Regions from separate parts of the Homo sapiens genome. Here region 1 is linked to region 2. A link is an interaction called in ENCODE POLR2A ChIA-PET data of the cell type or tissue named here. Cell type or tissue: OCI-LY7. All regions are shown on one strand. Each heading gives the region's core, and the rest is flanking DNA. Links, peaks and the distances in the headings are about the cores only.

Evidence for each region. ChIA-PET counts read pairs that join two places held together with the same protein. Peaks named below come from ENCODE experiments on the same cell type or tissue, not always from the same donor. Only the 100,000 strongest peaks of a DNase experiment are listed, where the experiment ranks them.
Region 1: POLR2A ChIA-PET joins it to region 2 with 6 read pairs; 2 of 35 experiments call an interaction of 5 or more read pairs at or near these places.

Annotation. Positions count from the first base shown.
Region 1 is chr12:95,806,325-95,810,724 of GRCh38, forward strand. The region is part of intron 2 of SNRPF-DT (SNRPF divergent transcript); the gene reads right to left. All of the region lies in intron 1 of LINC02410 (long intergenic non-protein coding RNA 2410), which reads left to right. Among named protein-coding and RNA genes, the nearest start is that of LINC02410, 5.4 kb to the left of the region's middle. In OCI-LY7, for the core only: no CTCF peak of the experiment used is centred there; no DNase peak of the experiment used is centred there.
Region 2 is chr12:95,437,883-95,442,282 of GRCh38, forward strand. All of the region lies in intron 3 of LOC107984545 (a long non-coding RNA gene), which reads right to left. It also overlaps the pseudogene RNU6-735P. Among named protein-coding and RNA genes, the nearest start is that of METAP2, 34 kb to the right of the region's middle. In OCI-LY7, for the core only: CTCF peaks have their summits at 2,088 and 2,296; DNase peaks (open chromatin) are centred at 1,899, 2,159 and 2,819; H3K4me3 peaks cover 2,150 bases; H3K27ac peaks cover 3,338 bases.

The sequences.
Region 1 (4,400 bases), core at 185-4,184, 370 kb after region 2:
CTATCCCAACCCATGACCCTCTCCTACCCTTACCCCAGGAACACTAACAGAGCAGGGATGTTTCTGTATAATCCATTCAAGAAATTGCACAAGATCACCTAAGAAGAGGCTGCTATAGTCTGAATGTTTGTGTTCCTCCAAAATTCATGTGTTGAAACCTAACCCCCAAGGTGATGGTATTAGGAGGTGGAAGGTGATTGAGTCACCTCATGAATGGGATTAGTGCCCTTAGTACTGGAGAAAGCCTGTTTGCCCTGTTCACACCCTTCTGCCATGGGAGGATTTCTTGAGAAGGTGTGATTTTTGAAGCAGAGAGGGGACCCTCACCAGACATCTAATCTGCTGCTGCCTTGATGGTGGACTTTTCAGCCTCCAGAACTATGAAGAATAAATTTCTGTTGTTTATAAATTACCTAGTGTAAGGTATTTTGTTATAGCAGCAGGAACAGGAACCTCTGCTTCTAAGACAGAGGCAGAGCCAGGATTTGAAAAATTAGATGCCAGAGCTCCTGGTCATTATTATTGTACTAAACCAGATCATGCAGTAGTAACACTACTGGCAGAAAGCAAAATGCCTTCAAAGCCATTTTCTTAAAATTCTGTCATGAAGCAGCAATTATCCTTCAACTCATTTTTTTTTTTTTTTTTTTTTTTGAGACGGAGTCCCACTCTGTCACCCAGGCTGGAGAGCAGTGGCATGATCTTGGCTCACTGCAACCTCTGCCTCCTGGGTTCAAGCAATTCTTCTGCCTCAGCCTCCTGAATAGCTGGGACTACAGGCATATGCCACCACGCCCGGCTAATTTTTGTAGTAGAGAAGGGGTTTCAATGCATTGACCAGGCTGGTCTTAAACTCCGGACCTTGTGATCCGCCTGCCTCGGCCTCCCAAAGTGCTGGGATTACAGGCGTGAGCCACTGCGCTCAGCCTCAACTCAGTCTTTAACCAAAGGTTGCAACTTTCTTTACCAGCAAAAGCCACCTAAAAATTTTAAAATCACCCACCAGTAAAAAACAAGAAAACAACCAAGATTCTGAACTCTCCAACAATGAAGAATAGAGGAGGGAGAGGGCAGGGTGAACATGTTACTCCCACTAAGCCTCATTCATAAAATGGGAGTAATAATAACACATATCTTAGAAGATTGTGGTAGGATTAAATACATTAATTAAAGCACTCAGAATAATGCTTGACACATCATACGCATTTAATAAAAATTAACTATTATTTATCTTTTTCCTACCAGGTGCAGTGGTGCTTTTTTTCTTTTTTGCTAATTAGCCTAGAGTAAATTGCAATGTGTCTTCAGTTCCTGAAGCCTAAGGATGTGACGTCCAGCAATGTACTCATATTTTTAAAAATTCTATACAACTTATTTGGGTAATTCCATGTTGTGATAGTAATAATGTAATAATACTAACTCACCATAATTTGTTATTTTAACCAGACATTTTTAATTGCTCTAACCAAAGTGAATTAAAAGATTACTGATCATGCTGCAAAAGCAGAATGGTGAAATGATTAGGAGCCTAGACGCTCATGTTCTAACTCTAGGTTAGAATCCCACTCACTAGCAGAGTGATTTTGGGCAAATTATCTATCTTCTTTATGCCTCAGTTTCCTCATCTGTAAATTGGGATACTACGAGTATTTCTCTCAGAGATTTCTTATGAGGACTATATTAGTCTGTTCTCACACTGCTATAAAGAACTACCTGAGACTGGGTAATTTATGAAGACAAGAGGTTTAATTGACTCAGTTCCACAGACGTAACAGGAAGCATGACTGGGAGGCCTCAGAAATCTCACAATCATGGTGGAAGGCAAACGGGAACAGGGACCTTCTTCTCAGGGCAGCAGGAGAGAGAGAGAGCGGGGAGAACCACCACACACTTTTAAACCATCAGATCTCTTGAGAACTCACTCACTATCACGAGAACAGCATGGGAGAATCCGCCCCCATGATCCAATCACCTCTCACACCAGGTCCCTCCCTACACACGTGGGGATCACAATTCGAGACGAGATTTGGGTGGGGACACAGAGTCAAACCATATCAAGGACTAAATGAGTCATCATTGCACATAAAGTTCTAGGAAGAGTGTCTTGCACATAGTATGTACTTATATAAGTTGTTTCTTTTATACTTTTTCCATATAGTTAAGAAAATATATTTTGCCAGTTGATTTTTACAAGTTTATTAGTAAAATGTTCATAGAGAAACATTTACATTTCCTTACTCTAAATGTCCAAAATATATTTAATACTTATTTAACATACTTATTTTACATGGCTGAATATTACATGGTTGAAATTAAAGGCTTTATGTCAGCCTAATTTTAATATATTGTAGTTATTGCTTTAATTGTAATATATTGTAGTATATTGTAATTGTAATATATTGTAGTTATTGCTAATTGTAATATATTGTAGTTATTGCTTTAATTCTATTTTAATCTTTAGATGTTTAGTTAAGATCACTGCCTTTCATTATCTCAGCCTATTTCTTTTCTCAAAATCCATGCATAGGCTTCAATTATAATGTTTATATAATTGACTAGTAAATTCCCTCACTAACAAAGTAAACTATTAGGCTATAACAAATATGATACATACTTAGACTATTTTTATCTTTATATACAGACACTGCTAAATATCATAAATCATAAAGCTTAAAGATTTTTTAAAATACATGTATATATTTTTAATTTTTATGCTTAGCTACCACTATGAGTATTGAAATTAACAACAGCCTCAAATCAAGCAGTGAAAAATGCTAGTGAATGATCACATTTTAATGCTGCTTAATTTTTAGGCTTCTGGTGTGAATTAGCTATGAGATACAGCAATTTAAAGGATAATGACTAAACTCTTTCCTATTTCCTGCTTAATTTCCTTTTAAAGAAAAGTATTGGACTTTAAAAAATATTACTCATTCTTTAAATAAAAAAAACCAAGGAATTAGAATTCTCTTAACAAGTGCATCTTCTAGAGCAGCAGTCTCCAATCTTTTTAGCACCAGGGACTGGTTTCACGGAAGACAATTTTTCCATGGACGGGGTCGGTGGGGGGATGGTTTTGGGATAAAACGGTTCCACCTCAGATCATCAGGCATTAGATTCTCATAGAGAGCCTGCAGCCTAGCTCCCTTGCATGTGCAGTTCACAATAGGGTTTGAATTCCTATGAGAATCTATTGCTGCCACTAATCTGACAGGAGGCGGAGCTCTTGTGGTAATGCTGGCCGGCCACTCACCTCCTGCTGTGCAGGCTGGTTCCTAACAGGCCACGGACCAGGAGTTGGGGACCCCTGTTCTAGAGCAAAGAATTTCAGATGAAGAAATAAGTGACTAAAACAAAAGCACTTTTATAAGTTTAGAAAGGATGGCTCTATATAGATCTACATAAGAAGAAAAAAAATCAATCAAATAGTATCTGTGTCACGTTGATGTATCTTGTTGAACCTTCTAGTCCCATCCCAATGTTTAGCATCGTAAACACACATGCAGGCCAGGTGTAGGTGGCATTGGGGCAGCACTACAGTGACAAGAGCACCTTGGGAAGTACCATAAGCAGAGAATGTTTGCGTTTGGGTCACTCCCAGGAAAGTTGCAGAGACATAATAGAAAAAAGCTAAAACTACAAAGGCATTTTTTTAAAAAAGGTTAACTTATTATTATTATTTTTAAATTTTACTTTAAGTTCTGCGATACGTGTGCAGAACATGCAGGTTTGTTACATACATTTGTATGTGCCATGGTGGTTTGCTGCACCTATCAACCTGTCATCTAGGTTTTAAGCCCCACATGCATTAGGTTATTTGTCCTAATGCTCTCCCTCCCCTTGCCCCCAAGCCCCCAACAGGCCCTGGTGTGTGATGTTTAAAATGATTAACTTATAAAGAAACCAAAGTGATCAGCTTTCATATTTATAATTATAGAAAACATTAAACTCACATTGCTAAGGGTGTAGTTAAGACTTTCTTCATCTTCAGCTATGTCCTTTTAGGGAACTGAACATTTTTTAATTTTTTATACAAAATTTAAAAACTCTCCTTATTTAAAATTGATTGACTACCCAAAAATGTGTCTTTCTTTGCTTCCATTCCATGATTTATAAAGAATTAGCTTTAGTACTCTTTTTAGAGTGTAGGTTGAAAAGGCATTTTATTTTCCACCTCAGAGTAATTTTTAAACCACATCAATTATTTTTCATGTGCAGCCGTTTTTATCCACAAATTATTGCCTTAGGCATTTTTACTTTACCACACATTTCAGAAGAGAAGGAATGAAGGGGAACCAGCTAATCTACAAATGTTCACCTACAGTAGATCAGGCCAAAAAAAGGAGAGAAGAATATGACCCAAAGCTTCTTCAGAAATAAGAACTGCTTATTAATAGTCT
Region 2 (4,400 bases), core at 252-4,251:
GCAAATCCTCAGGCCTTACCCAGACCTAATGTTAGAATCTCTGCAGGTGGCACCTGGAATCTATGTGTGGGCAAGCCCTCCATGGGATTCTGAGAACACTCAAGTTTGCAAAGTCCTAACCAGAGGGACACATTTTACTAAGCACTTCATAGCCACTAGCATAGTTATAATGAAAAAGACAATAAAAAGGGACACATTTTACTAAGCAGGTTGTGAAAAGCACATGACTGTGATTGGAGAGGAACTGAGGGGCTGGCTAAACCAGAGCTAAATGGCCTCAGGGATTTGCAGTGACCACCCAGCGGAGGACAGGGCACCAGCAACAACATGAGGACTGGGACACATGGTGGACTGAGGCTTATTAACTATTGTGATTATTGGCTGGGTGTGGTGGCTCATGCCTGTAATCCTAGCACTTTGGGAGGCTGAGGTGGGCGGATTGCCTGAGCTCAGGAGTTCGAGACCAGCCTGGACAACATGGCGAAACCCCGTCTCTACTAAAAATACAAAAAATTTACCAGGTATGGTGGTGCATGCCTGTAAGCTATTCGGGAAGCTGAGGTATGAAAATCACTTGAACCTGGGAGGTGGAGGCTGTGGTGAGCCGAGATCGCACCACTGCACTCCAGTCTGGGCAACAGAGCAAGAATCTGTCTCAAAAAAGCAAAAATAAAAACAAAAACAATAAACAAAACAAACCAAAAATAATTATTTGATTATTAATAATAATCATTTTCTGCGAATATACCAAAAAAGTTTAAAAAAAGAAAAAAAAGAAAATTTTAAGGCTCAGACTAAACTAGCCCTTCCTTAAAGAGGAGTAGGAGAACACCTTTATTTTTTTCTTTTTTTATTTTTTAATGGAACGCTTCACGAATTTGTGTGTCATCCTTGTGCAGGGCCCATGCTAATCTTCTCTGTATCATTCCAATTTTACTATATGTGCTCATTGTACAGACAGAAACTCTATTTGTTCCCCAGGCTGGTCTCAAAATCTTGGCCTGAAGCTATCCTCCTGCCTTGGCCTCCCAAAATGCTGTGATTACAGACATGAGCCACCATGCCCGGCCTGGGAAGAGCTTTAAAATGAAATTTAAGGGACACCTAAAGCTTCTGTTTATCTAAATTTTTCTCTCTAGAGAGGGAAAAATAAATTTCTCAGCCAGGCACTGTGGCTCACACCTGTAATCCCAACATTTTGGAAGGCCAAGTGGGGGCAAATCACTTGAGTTCAGGAGTTCAAAACCAGCCTGAGCAACATGGTGAAACCCCATCTCTACAAAAAAAATACAAAAATTAGACAGGCATGGTGGCACATGTCTGTAGTCTCAGCTACTCAGGATGCTGAGATGGGAGGATGGCTTGAGCCTGAGAGGCAGAGGTTGCAGTGAGCCAAGATAGCACCACTGCACTACACTCTGGGTGACAGAACCAGACTGTCTCAAATAAATAAATAAGTTCCCTATCTCATTGTCTTGCCACTGTAACTGAAGATTCCACTTTGCATGAATCCCATATCTCCAAAATCCCTGATTAAAATGTAAATTTAGGCATTTATGCTATAATATGCTGTATGCATTCATGAAAAACGTCACATCCTGCAAAATTGTGTGCACTGAAATTAATAGGACTTATAGGAAAAGTAGTGTGAGGGCAGACCACGGAAAACCTATGCCACTTTGTAACCAGAGCACAAAAGGAAAATAATAATTGGTATGGCAGGAGAAACTTAGATAGTCCAGGCAGCCGGTTGTGGCCAGAGACCGCTTCAGGAGATATGAAAAAAAAAAAAAAATCAACAGAGTATAAATGCAAACTTATGGGTACTGAGATAATGTGGATGGAAGTGGAGCTCCTTGCCAGTGAGTTCAACTTTAAGGTGGGCAGGGAAGGAAGTGAAACCTGCCAGAATCAGAGAGCCGTGGAAGACTGGGAGTGCACCATTCTGGGGAGGGAGGCTTTGCTACTAGTGCTCATTTTTAATGTTTGAGTTTTTAAAAAAGAGTTGACCCCATGGTGCACGTCTCTACTCCCAGCACTTTGGGAGGATGAAGTGGGAGGATCACTTGAGCCCAGGAGTTCAAGATCAGCCTAGGAAACATAGTGAGAGCTCCCCCATCCTCTCACCACCTGTCTCTACAAAAAAATAAAAAATTAGCCAGGCGTAGCGGCACATGCCTATTGTCCCAGCTCCTCAGGAGGCTGAGGTGGGAGGATCTCTTAAGCCTTGGGACGTAGAGGCTGCAGTGAGCAGTGTGCACCACTGCACTCCAGCCTGGGCAACAGAATGAGACCCTGTCTCAAAAAAAAAAAAAAAAAAAAAAAAGACAAGCCAATGTAAAATGTAAAAATGGGCAAATGATTTGGATAGACACTTCTACCAAGAATATATACAAATGGGCCAGGCACGGTGGCTCACGCCTGTAATCCTAGCACTTTGAAAGGCCGAGGCGGGTGGACCAGATCACCTGAGGTCAGGAGTTCAAGACCAGCCTGGTCAACAGGGCGAAACCCCGTCTCTACTAAAAGTACAAAAATCAGCCAGTCATGTTGGCGGGTGCCTGTAATCCCATCTCCTCATGAGGCTGAGGCAGGAGAATTGCTTGAATCTGGAGGGCGGAGTTTGCAGTGAACTGAGGTCATATCACTTCACTCCAGCCTGGGTAAAAGAGTGAAACTCTGTCTCAAAAAAAAAAAAAAAAAGAATATATACAAATGGTCACTAACACATGAAGAGATGCTCAATGGCATGAGTCATCAGATAAATGCAAATCAAAACCACAAAGAGATACCACTTCATATCCAGTAGGATAGTTATAATGAAAAAGACAAGAAACAGTGTTGATGAGGATATGGAGAAATTAAAAGCCTCATACACTGCTGGTGGGAATGTAGTATCGTGCAGTTCCTTTTGAAAACAGTCTGGCAGTTTATCAACTGTGCTATATAGTCTGAATGTGTTCCTTCAAAATTCGTATGTTGAAACTTAACTGCCAATGTCATAGTATGATTGGAGCCTTAAGGAGGTGATTAAATCATTAGGGCAGAGCCATCATGAGGGGGATCAGTGCCTTATAAAAGAGGCTTCAGGGATCCCCCTTGCCTTTTCTGCCATGTGAGGACACAGCAAGAGGTGTCACGTTTGAAGCAGAGTAAGCCCTCATCAAACTTCTTTTTTTTTTTGAGCTGGAGTCTCACTTTGTCACCCAGGCTGGAGTGCAGTGGCACAATCTCAGCTCACTGCAACCTCTGCTTCCCGGATTCAAGCGATTCTCTTGCCTCAGCCTCCCGAGTAGCTGAGATTACAGTCATGCACCACCACTCCTGGCTAATTTTTGTATTTTTAGTAGAGATGGGGTTTCACCATGTTGGCCAGCCTGGTTTCAAACTCCCGCCTCAGCCTTCCAAAGTGCTGGGATTACAGGTGTGAGCCACTGTGCCCGGCCCTCATCAAACATTGAATCTCATGGTGAATTGATCTTGGACTTCCCAGTTTCCAGAACTGTGAAAAAATGAATTTCTGTTCTTTATATATTACCCAGTCTAAGGCATTTTGTTAACAGCAGCCCAAACAGACGAAGATACCTAGCAATGGTACTCTTATATAGATACCCAAGAGAAATGAAAAGATGTCCACAACAAAAGTTGCACAGGAATGTTCACAGGAGTATCATTCACAACAGTCAAAAAGTAGAAACAACCCAAATGTCCACCAATTGATGAGTAGATAAGCAAAATGTGGCATATCCATACAATTGAATATATATATTTTTAATTCTTTTTGAGACATGGTCTCACTCTGTCCCCCAGGCTATAGTGTGGTGGCACGATCTTGGCTCACTGCAGCCTCGACTTCCCAGCCTCAAGTGATCCTCCCAACTAAGCCCTCCAAGCAGCTGCAACTATAGGCGTGCGCCACCATGCCCAGGTAATTTTTGTGTTTTTTTGTAGAGACAGGATCTCACCATGTTGTCCATGCTGGTCTTGAACTCCTGAGCTCAAGCAATCTGCCTGCCTTGGCCTCCCAAGGTGCTGGGATTATAGGTGTGAGCCACCATGCCTGGCCACAGCAGAATATATTCAGCCTCAAAACAGAAAGAAGTATTGATATATGCTACAACGTAGATGAACTTTGAAAACATTATGCTAAGTGAAAGGAAGCAGACATAAAGCCACAAATTGCATGGCTCCATTTATATGAAATATACAGAATAGGCAAATCCATTGAGACAGAAAGTAAATAAGTGGTTTCCAGGGATTGAGGGAGGGAGAAATGGAGAATGACTGCTAATCAGTAAAGGGTTTCTTTTTGGGTTGATGAAAATGTTGTGTAATTAGGTAGTAGTGACGGTCGTATGACCTGTAATATACTGAAACCACAGAAATGTAAACTTTAAAAT